Regions from separate parts of the Mus musculus genome. Here region 2 is linked to region 1. A link is a contact called in ENCODE Hi-C or POLR2A ChIA-PET data. All regions are on one chromosome and are shown on one strand. The core of a region is the stretch at or near the end of the contact, and the rest is flanking DNA. Distances in the headings are between cores, read along the strand shown. Region 1 holds the start of Vps26a (VPS26 retromer complex component A). Region 2 holds the start of Kifbp (kinesin family binding protein).

Region 1 (3,951 bases), core at 681-3,180:
TTAAAAAATACAGGCACTTAGAGATAAATTTAATAAAAATGTATAACACTGGAAATTAGAAACACTGGTGAAGAACACTAAAAAAAGGTAAAAATTAGAAAAATGCACAGTGCTCATGAATGGAAGACCCAGTATTGTTTTTATTTTACCTCCTTGAGTCTTTCTTTGGGTGCATGGAGGTTTTGCAGACCTTCTGTACAAAACCTGCATATGTGATGCTCATGGAGACCAGAAGAGGGCATCAGATCCCCCTGGTAAGGAGCCACTATTTGGATGCTGGGAATCAAATCTCATGCTTCTGAAGGGGTAGCCAGCAAGTGCTCTTGACTTAGCTCAGCCATCTCTCTAGCCCCAATCGATAGATTTTTGACAAGCATACCACACCACAGCAGTTTACAGGGGAAAGTATTTTGAGCAAATGGTGCTAGAACCAACAAACACAGTTAACCTTTCAGATCTTAGACTATGCGCAATTGTTTCTCTCTTTTGTTTCCTTGTAACAAGGTCTCACACTGTAGCCCAGGTCATTCAGGGGACTAACTGTGTAATCTCCAGGGGTCTTTTAATTCATGGCGATTCTTCTACTTCTTCTGTCTCCGGAGAGCTGGGATTACAGCTATGAACCTCTATACCTGACTTATCCTTCTTTATAGAGTGGGTGATGCTCCTTCATCCAAGCCATCTGCATCACAGGGTTTTAATCAATAGTATTTTGAGATCTAAACTCCCTTCTCTGTCCCCATACTATTTTACCCGTCTGTAAATATGACAGGTAATCTCCAATATTGGGAAGGCTGAAGGAGGACAGATGTGTTTCTTGACAGCCTGGGCTACATAGCATATTCCAGAGGAGCCTGGGACACCTAGTGAGACCCTGTCTCAACAATAAATATACACACAAACATCCATTCGTTCCAAAGCTCCCTGGCATAGCAATCTTTAAGATTTGTTTTCAGATAATATCATTTTAGGCAGATTTCTCCTGCATGCATGAAGGAAGTGCAGTGTTCCATCTGCAGCAATGCATAAAACCACCAGTGACTCCTGCAATTACAGCATTGGGAAGGCACTTTGGAGGTGCTCACTCTCCACTTGAGGCTAGCCTAGTCTACATGAGTACATGAGAACCCCTGTCTTACAAACAAAAGACTCATTTCCAGTATTTGAATTCTGTCGCGATTGGAGACCGAAGCCTCATTTTAACCTTTAAATATTTTAGACTTACAACTTGACACTCTACTCCCCAAGTTGAGTTTCGTTATGATAGGGCTGATGACACCCCTCCGCCCATAAATCTGAATGAAAGGTTCAGTTCCTAAGCCTTCGTAGTATTTCATCTATCCTCAGGTTTTCTGGGCCTCCACTACAATGACTGACTGGATCAGAGTGTTGGAGAGCTGCGTTTTGCACGCTTGCGAAACTTTTAGGAAGGGCTGTTGCCGGGGAGGGGGGGTAAGGAGGGCGGAACCGATTTGAGAGTACTGCCTCTCCGGCTTGGAAGGCTGCGTCACGAGCTATCCGTGGACTGCAAAGGATGTGCTTTAAAGATTAGCTTTTCTCCCTAACCGTCTCTTCGGAGGCCAACAATTCTCGGGGCTGAGGCGGGAAACAGATCAGGCGCAAAGGTCGGAACTGCAGCAAGCCCGCAAAGACACGCCTCCCGCACAAACCCTCGAGTCCCCCAAGTTTCCCTAGGGAAAAGGAAATGGGCGTGCCGGAGGGAGGAGTTTGACAGCGCACGGCTCGTCACGTGACAACTAGCTCTAGGGTTGCTGGACTGAGAAGACAGATCTTTGACTCCTCCCACCAGACGTCACCCACCCAGACCACGCCCTCAACCGAAAGGCGGGGCGGAGGAGCCCCGCCTCGAAACGGCCTTCCTGAAGGGCGGGGCCTCTAGCAGGGCGGGGCCTCTAGCGGGGCGGGGTGGGGGGGGGAGGGAGAAGAGGAAAAGGAGTGGTCACGTGCGGCTGATGGCCTACGGTCACGTGACGGGCGGCGGGGCGCAGGCACCCAGGCTGGGAGTTCTTCTGAGGGAAAGCCGAGTGGAGTGGGCGACCCGGCGGCGGTGACAATGGTGAGTGCGCGGCGGCCTGCCTGCGAGGTCGTCTCCCGCGGGGCCGTGGGGCGCGCGGCGGGACTCCCAACGGCGGGCGCGGCGCCGAGCCTGCAGGGAAGGGGCGCGGAGCGGTGAGGCCTGACGGCTGCCCGCTCCCGGCCAGGCCTGAGCACCTGCGGCCGGCGGCACTGTCCCGGCCATGTCGGAGCCTCTGCCCGCCTTCCTCGACCGGCTGTGGGGACCCTGGCTGGGCACCCGCAGCCCGCCCAGCCGGAGCTCGGCAGCCTCGCCTTCCAAGGTAGCCGAGGACAGTCAGTGCCCTCTCTCCCAGTTCCGGACTCTGGCGAGACCTGCTCACCTTCCTCGTCCCGAGCTCGATAGAGTCCGCTTATTTTCTTTAAGCTGGTTGTGGAGACATTCTGCGATTTCTTGATTCGGGTGGAGGCTTTTGGCACTTGTAGAATAGGAGGGGAAGGGAGGGGAGACAAGAGGGTGTCGGAGCCGAGACCCCTCATTTATATCTCCAGACGCCGATTTAAGCACTTGGTTTCACTTCCTTCCCTAAGCGATTTCTATAACTTAGCACTTTGGGATGTTGCAGTGTCTTGGGAGCCCAGGCAGGGATGAAAATCAGAGCACTTAACCACACTTAATGGAAAGCACCGTTGGGCGCGCTAGTGTTTAACTACGCGCCCGCGGTCTATAGATTAGAGCTCCTTTGGCTCGTGTTATTTAGCATATACTCCATGAGAGCCCACTGTGCGCTCCCCTTATACTACCCGCTCTTCCCAAGCTCGCCACTTTTAATAAACTGCTTGAAACTTCTCGTCTCAAGCCAGCCAGCCAGGTCTATTTTTAAAACGTTGCTTTGATTAAATAACTTTGAGTCAGAAATTATTTGCTTTCTCTAGGGTTTGGGGGGTGGGGGAGAAGTTCATTCAGGGAGCGTTTTCTTAAACAGTATTTTGGGTGAGTCCAGGGACAGATAAACAAGGCAAACTGCTTGCTTCCTTGCAGCTTACAGACTCTGGAGAGTTAAGCATTTGTTTAGATAAATTAGTTTAAGGTGGAAATTACAACTGCTGTAAATAACTAAGAAGGAATTAGTAGGCTGTTAGGGAGTCCTCCTTTCACTGTTTATAATTTGAAAAGAAAGCTTAAATTGCTCTCTTCTTGGTTACTTAGTTGAATTAGTCCTTCTAGTTAAGTTTTTTTTTTTTTTTTTTTTTTTTTGGTTTTTCGAGACAGGGTTTCTCTGTATAGCCCTGGCTGTCCTGGAGCTCACTTTGTAGACCAGGCTGGCCTCGAACTCAGAAATACGCCTGCCTCTGCCTCCCGAGTGCTGGGATTAAAGGCGTGCGCCACCACGCCCGGCCCTTCTAGTTAAGTTTAAGAGCAATTTTTTTTTTTATTTTTAAGGTATTTGTCAAACGAAATTGTAAAGCTTTAAAGCCTTTGTATGGGCACACATGTATGTATGAGAATTTGCTGTTTCATTGTGTGTGGGCTCAAGTGAATACATTGTGGAAGCTTTGGTTCCTCTGAGCTCTGTTCAGTTTTTTTCTTACTGAAATTTTTTTCCTATATATTTTGATTATGTTTTTCCTTTCCTTCAAGTTCTGTTTCTTTACATCAAGCAGACTTAATAAATTTCCTTAAATGGTGCCCACAGAGTTTGTTACATTTTTATGTATCCACGTGTAGTTTTGCTAGATGGTAATGCTAAACAATGTATGTCTTGGCACCTTGTGCTTGTTGGAGGGCCTCAAGAAAGCCTCAGCACTCCTGGTACTGTAGTTAAAGTCAGTTGTGAGCTGCTATTTGGATGCTGGGAATCTGAACCTGGGTCCTCTGGAAGAGCAGCCAGTGCTCCTAACCATTGAGCCAGCCCT
Region 2 (3,951 bases), core at 379-2,878, 92 kb before region 1:
CTTCACTGTCTTCAGACACACCAGAAGAGGGCATCGGATCCCCCATTACAGATGGTTGTGAGCCACCGTGTGGTTGCTGGGGTTTGAACTCAGGACCTCTTGGAAGAGCAGTCACTGCCATCCCCCCAGCCCTTCAGTGGGCCATTTTCTACAGGTTCATTTCTTGAATCATCCATTCAAGTTTTGTGAATTGCTCTCTTCCCCTAACATCCTATGTTTACCTTTCAATATGTATGTACATACATTTTAAGACTTAAAATAATTTTACATTTAATAAATGTTTTCAAGACAGATCTCACTGTGTATCTCTGGCTGTCTTGGAACTATGTAGACTTGTAGCACAACCAATTCTGAGCTTATCCCTGACCAGCTTACAAATAAGTGAGACTCACACTATGGTTATTTTATTTGGCTTTGACAATTACTGGGGGATAATCTCTAATCTATTTTTCCAACTGCTGACCTGGCTTCTTTCCCAGCAGTGTTCCCCCAAGTAATTGCTGTTTCTCCTGCCGTGTGCTCATGGTCCATCTCTCCTGGCTCTTGTTCTACTCTCTCCAATGCTCAACAAGGAAACCCACCTACCTCTGATCCCTGCAGTTATTAGCTGTAGCCTTTGTTGTTTGTTTTTGTTATTTCGAGACAGGATTTCTGTGTAGCCCTGGCTGTCCTGAACTTTGTAGACCAGGCTAGCCTTGTACTCAGAAATCCGCCTGCTTCTGCCTCCCCAGTGCTGGGATTAAAAGCGTGTGCCACCACGCCCGGCAGCTGTAGCCATTTTTTTTTTTTTTTTTTTTTTTTGGTTTTTCGAGACAGGGTTTCTCTGTATAGCCCTGGCTGTCCTGGAGCTCACTTTGTAGACCAGGCTGGCCTCGAACTCAGAAATCCGCCTGCCTCTGCCTCCCGAGTGCTGGGATTAAAGGCGTGCGCCACCACGCCCGGCTAGCTGTAGCCATTTTTATTTAACCAAATTAAGTTTTAAATTAAGGAATAAAGTTTGTACAACAAAAGCTGGTAAGCATGAGAATTTAATCATAGGCTACAGAATTTAGCATTACAATACATATCAACACTGGCCCCTGTGTCAGCCTGCAGATAATTGGCACCATGCCTAGCTCAGAGCCTTTATAGAATTTTCAGGGACTGGGCGGTGGTGGTGTGAGGTGGCTCTAGTAAGTAAAGGCTGCGGAGGCTGAGCCTGAGGATCTGAATTTGATCCCTGAGACCTGGGTACCTGGGTTGTAGTTTCCTACAACTATAATTTTTAACTGTGATAGCGTAATACATTAGTGGTGAAAGATTCTTGCCTATGAACTTGAGCAGTTATCGAAAGATGTTAGTGTTAAATTTCATTTAAGCTAGGGATTGACTTTACGATAGGCTAGTACCTTACCCCTAAGAATCATTCTGATTCTGAACATTTTTGTATAAACTACATTTTGGGATGAAGCAGGAGAAGCCATACTGCTCAAGGGTAGCAGCGGAAGGCTCTGTATTCCCTGACAGCTTCGTTTCCTTGACGACGGCTGTTGTGGCGACCAGAACATCCTCCCATTGGCTGCTGCCGAGCGTCTAGCGCTCCCCTCTACCGACTTCATTGGTCGGCGCTCCACAGTCACGACACGTCGTAAATGAAGTGTCGCAACGCGGAGGCCTCCAGTGGCTGCTGGTCCACGGACGGGGAGGCGGCCGTCAGCTCAGGCCGCGATGGCGAACGCTCCGGGGCCAGAGATCCGCGAGAAGTTCCAGGCAGCGCTGGCCCTGTCGCGGGTGGAGCTGCACAAGAACCCGGAGAAGGAGCCGTACAAGTCCAAGTACGGCGCGCGCGCGCTGTTGGAGGAGGTGCGCGCGCTGCTGGGCCCGGCGCCCGAGGACGAGGACGAGCCGGCTGCTGACGATGGGCCGGGCGACCAGGCCTTGGGCGCGGGTGAGCCCCGGGAGGCTGAGGGCCCCGGAGCGCAGCGGGCGCTGCGCCTCGCGGTGGTCGAGTTCCACCTTGGTGTGAACCACATCGACACGGAGGAACTGTCTGCCGGCGAGGAGCATCTGGTCAGGTGCCTGTCGTTGCTGCGCCCCTACCGCCTGTCGCTCGGCTGTGTGTCTCTCTACATCCAGGCGCAGGTGAGATGCTGAGGCGGGAGTTCTGCATCCAAAACGCTCCTCCTGGCTGCGCACGTCTCTCAGTTGGTTCAGTCCCCAGCATTGCACAACACCCGGCCTGAAATTCCAGTACTAGGGAGGCTGCGGCAGGAGGATTGCTTTGGGTTCTTGGCTAGCCTGGGTTTCATAGCGAAGTTTAGTCCCTTTTAATTTGTCATAACACCTACCCTCCATCTGCCTACCAACTCCCTCTGAGTTCTCGCCGCCTACTCCAGCCTCACTTGCTACTTTCCGTAATCCTGGGCAGAAAACCTAAGCGTCCGAATCAGCGCCTCCCAACCCAATGACAAGCTTAGTTTCATTCTGTGAAGAAATAATCCAACGGGATTCGAATGGAATGAACAGGACAAGGGATCGCAAGAATGATCCAATCTTAAATGTTGTTGTTGTTAATGGCCAAAATCTTAAAACTTTATTCTTTACCACATTCATCTTGTTTGCTCAGCAAGGAATTCGTACCTTTTCCTTAAACTGTCTCGACAACCTTTTAATAACTTTTTATTTTTTGTTTGTGTTTAGACATCCATTTGTGTCTGCAATGCTTAACTTCGACTGTCTTCACCTCCTGAGTGCTAGGACCCCCTCCCCCTTTTCCTTTCAGAGTCTTGTAGCCCAGGCTGCCTTTAACCCATGATCCCCCCACCTCAGCCTCCCTGCTGAGGTTATCGGAACTCTTGTTTGGACTAACTCTATCTGGTCCAAACTGATCTCACCTTCCATCCTTTACATTTTTATAAGCAGCAAGTGCGACTTTCTGCTCTGGAGAACATAACATTTCAAAATTCAAATAGTGGGTAGAGTTTTCCAGGCCCTTGGGTGTAGCTCAGTGGTACAGCATTTACCTAGTGCTCCAGGTTTCATCTCCACACTATGGGGGAAAAAAGACAGATAATGTCGGACTCTGTTGTGCCAGGTTACTTTCTTAGGGTTATAGATGGTTTCATCCTCCAGTCCAGATATGTGTACCAGGGAATATTTACTAAGCTTGATTGTTGGGTAGGTAGGCCTTTCAGGAAAGTCTCAAAACTTAGAAGAAAATGGTATGCCATATTCTTTTATGATGGCTCAATAAAATTAAAAGCCAAATACTAACAGGCACTGCCTGTCCCTTTTGCTCACAGCTCCAGCAGGTGGCACAGATAGGGATATTTTCCATGTTTGTTTGGGAGCTAAAGACATTAGTAAGGGGTTCAGTTCAAGCAACACTTCAGTGTGATGGTGGTGCACGCCTTTAATCCCAGAAATTGAGGCAGGAGGATTTCTGAGTTTGAGGCCAGGCTGGTCTACATCGTGACTTTCAGGACAGCCAGGGCTACACAGGGAAAAAAATCTTGTTTCAGAAAACCAAAGGGAAAAAGAATAAAGTAACCTTCTTCATTGATTCCTAAATTAAGCTTTAACCCTGTGTTGACTGGATTTGGAATCAATCAAGAGATGCCCCTTGTCATCTGGGAGGGTGTTTCCAAAGAGGTTAAACTGTGAATGTGAGTGGCTGCCTCCCTTGGGTAATACCAGCAAGTGCCGACATTTCCCTCTACTGAGTGTGGATTCAGTCACCCCGGCCACACTGTGCTCCTTCCACAACACAACAATCTCTCCAAACTGAGAGCAAATAAATCCTTATTTTAAAAGTTGATTTTTGTCAGGGTATTTTGGAACAGCAACAGAAAAGTCAAGTTTTGTTTTGTTTTTTAAAGAAGTTTAAAACCTTTTGAGGTCTTGGAGAGGTGGCCTGGGGTAAAGGCACTCTTCGCTTGCCCTGGCAACTTGAGTTTCATTTCTAGGACCCGT

What was found. A loop is a pair of places that touch in the nucleus more often than their neighbours do. ChIA-PET counts read pairs that join two places held with the same protein, here RNA polymerase II (POLR2A).
Region 2: POLR2A ChIA-PET joins it to region 1 with 24 read pairs in embryonic stem cell. The contact joins the promoter of Kifbp here to the promoter of Vps26a in region 1. A Hi-C loop is called at or near these places in 1 of 37 maps with a recorded cell type or tissue (T-helper 2 cell). POLR2A ChIA-PET finds 5 or more read pairs at or near these places in 3 of 5 experiments (Patski and embryonic stem cell).

What each region holds. Positions count from the first base shown.
Region 1 is chr10:62,484,784-62,488,734 of GRCm38, reverse strand. Vps26a (VPS26 retromer complex component A) reads left to right here and starts at 1,930. Exons shown (of 9, transcript NM_133672.3): 1 at 1,930-2,077. The coding sequence starts at 2,075.
Region 2 is chr10:62,576,134-62,580,084 of GRCm38, reverse strand. Kifbp (kinesin family binding protein) reads left to right here and starts at 1,628. Exons shown (of 7, transcript NM_028197.2): 1 at 1,628-2,121. The coding sequence starts at 1,708.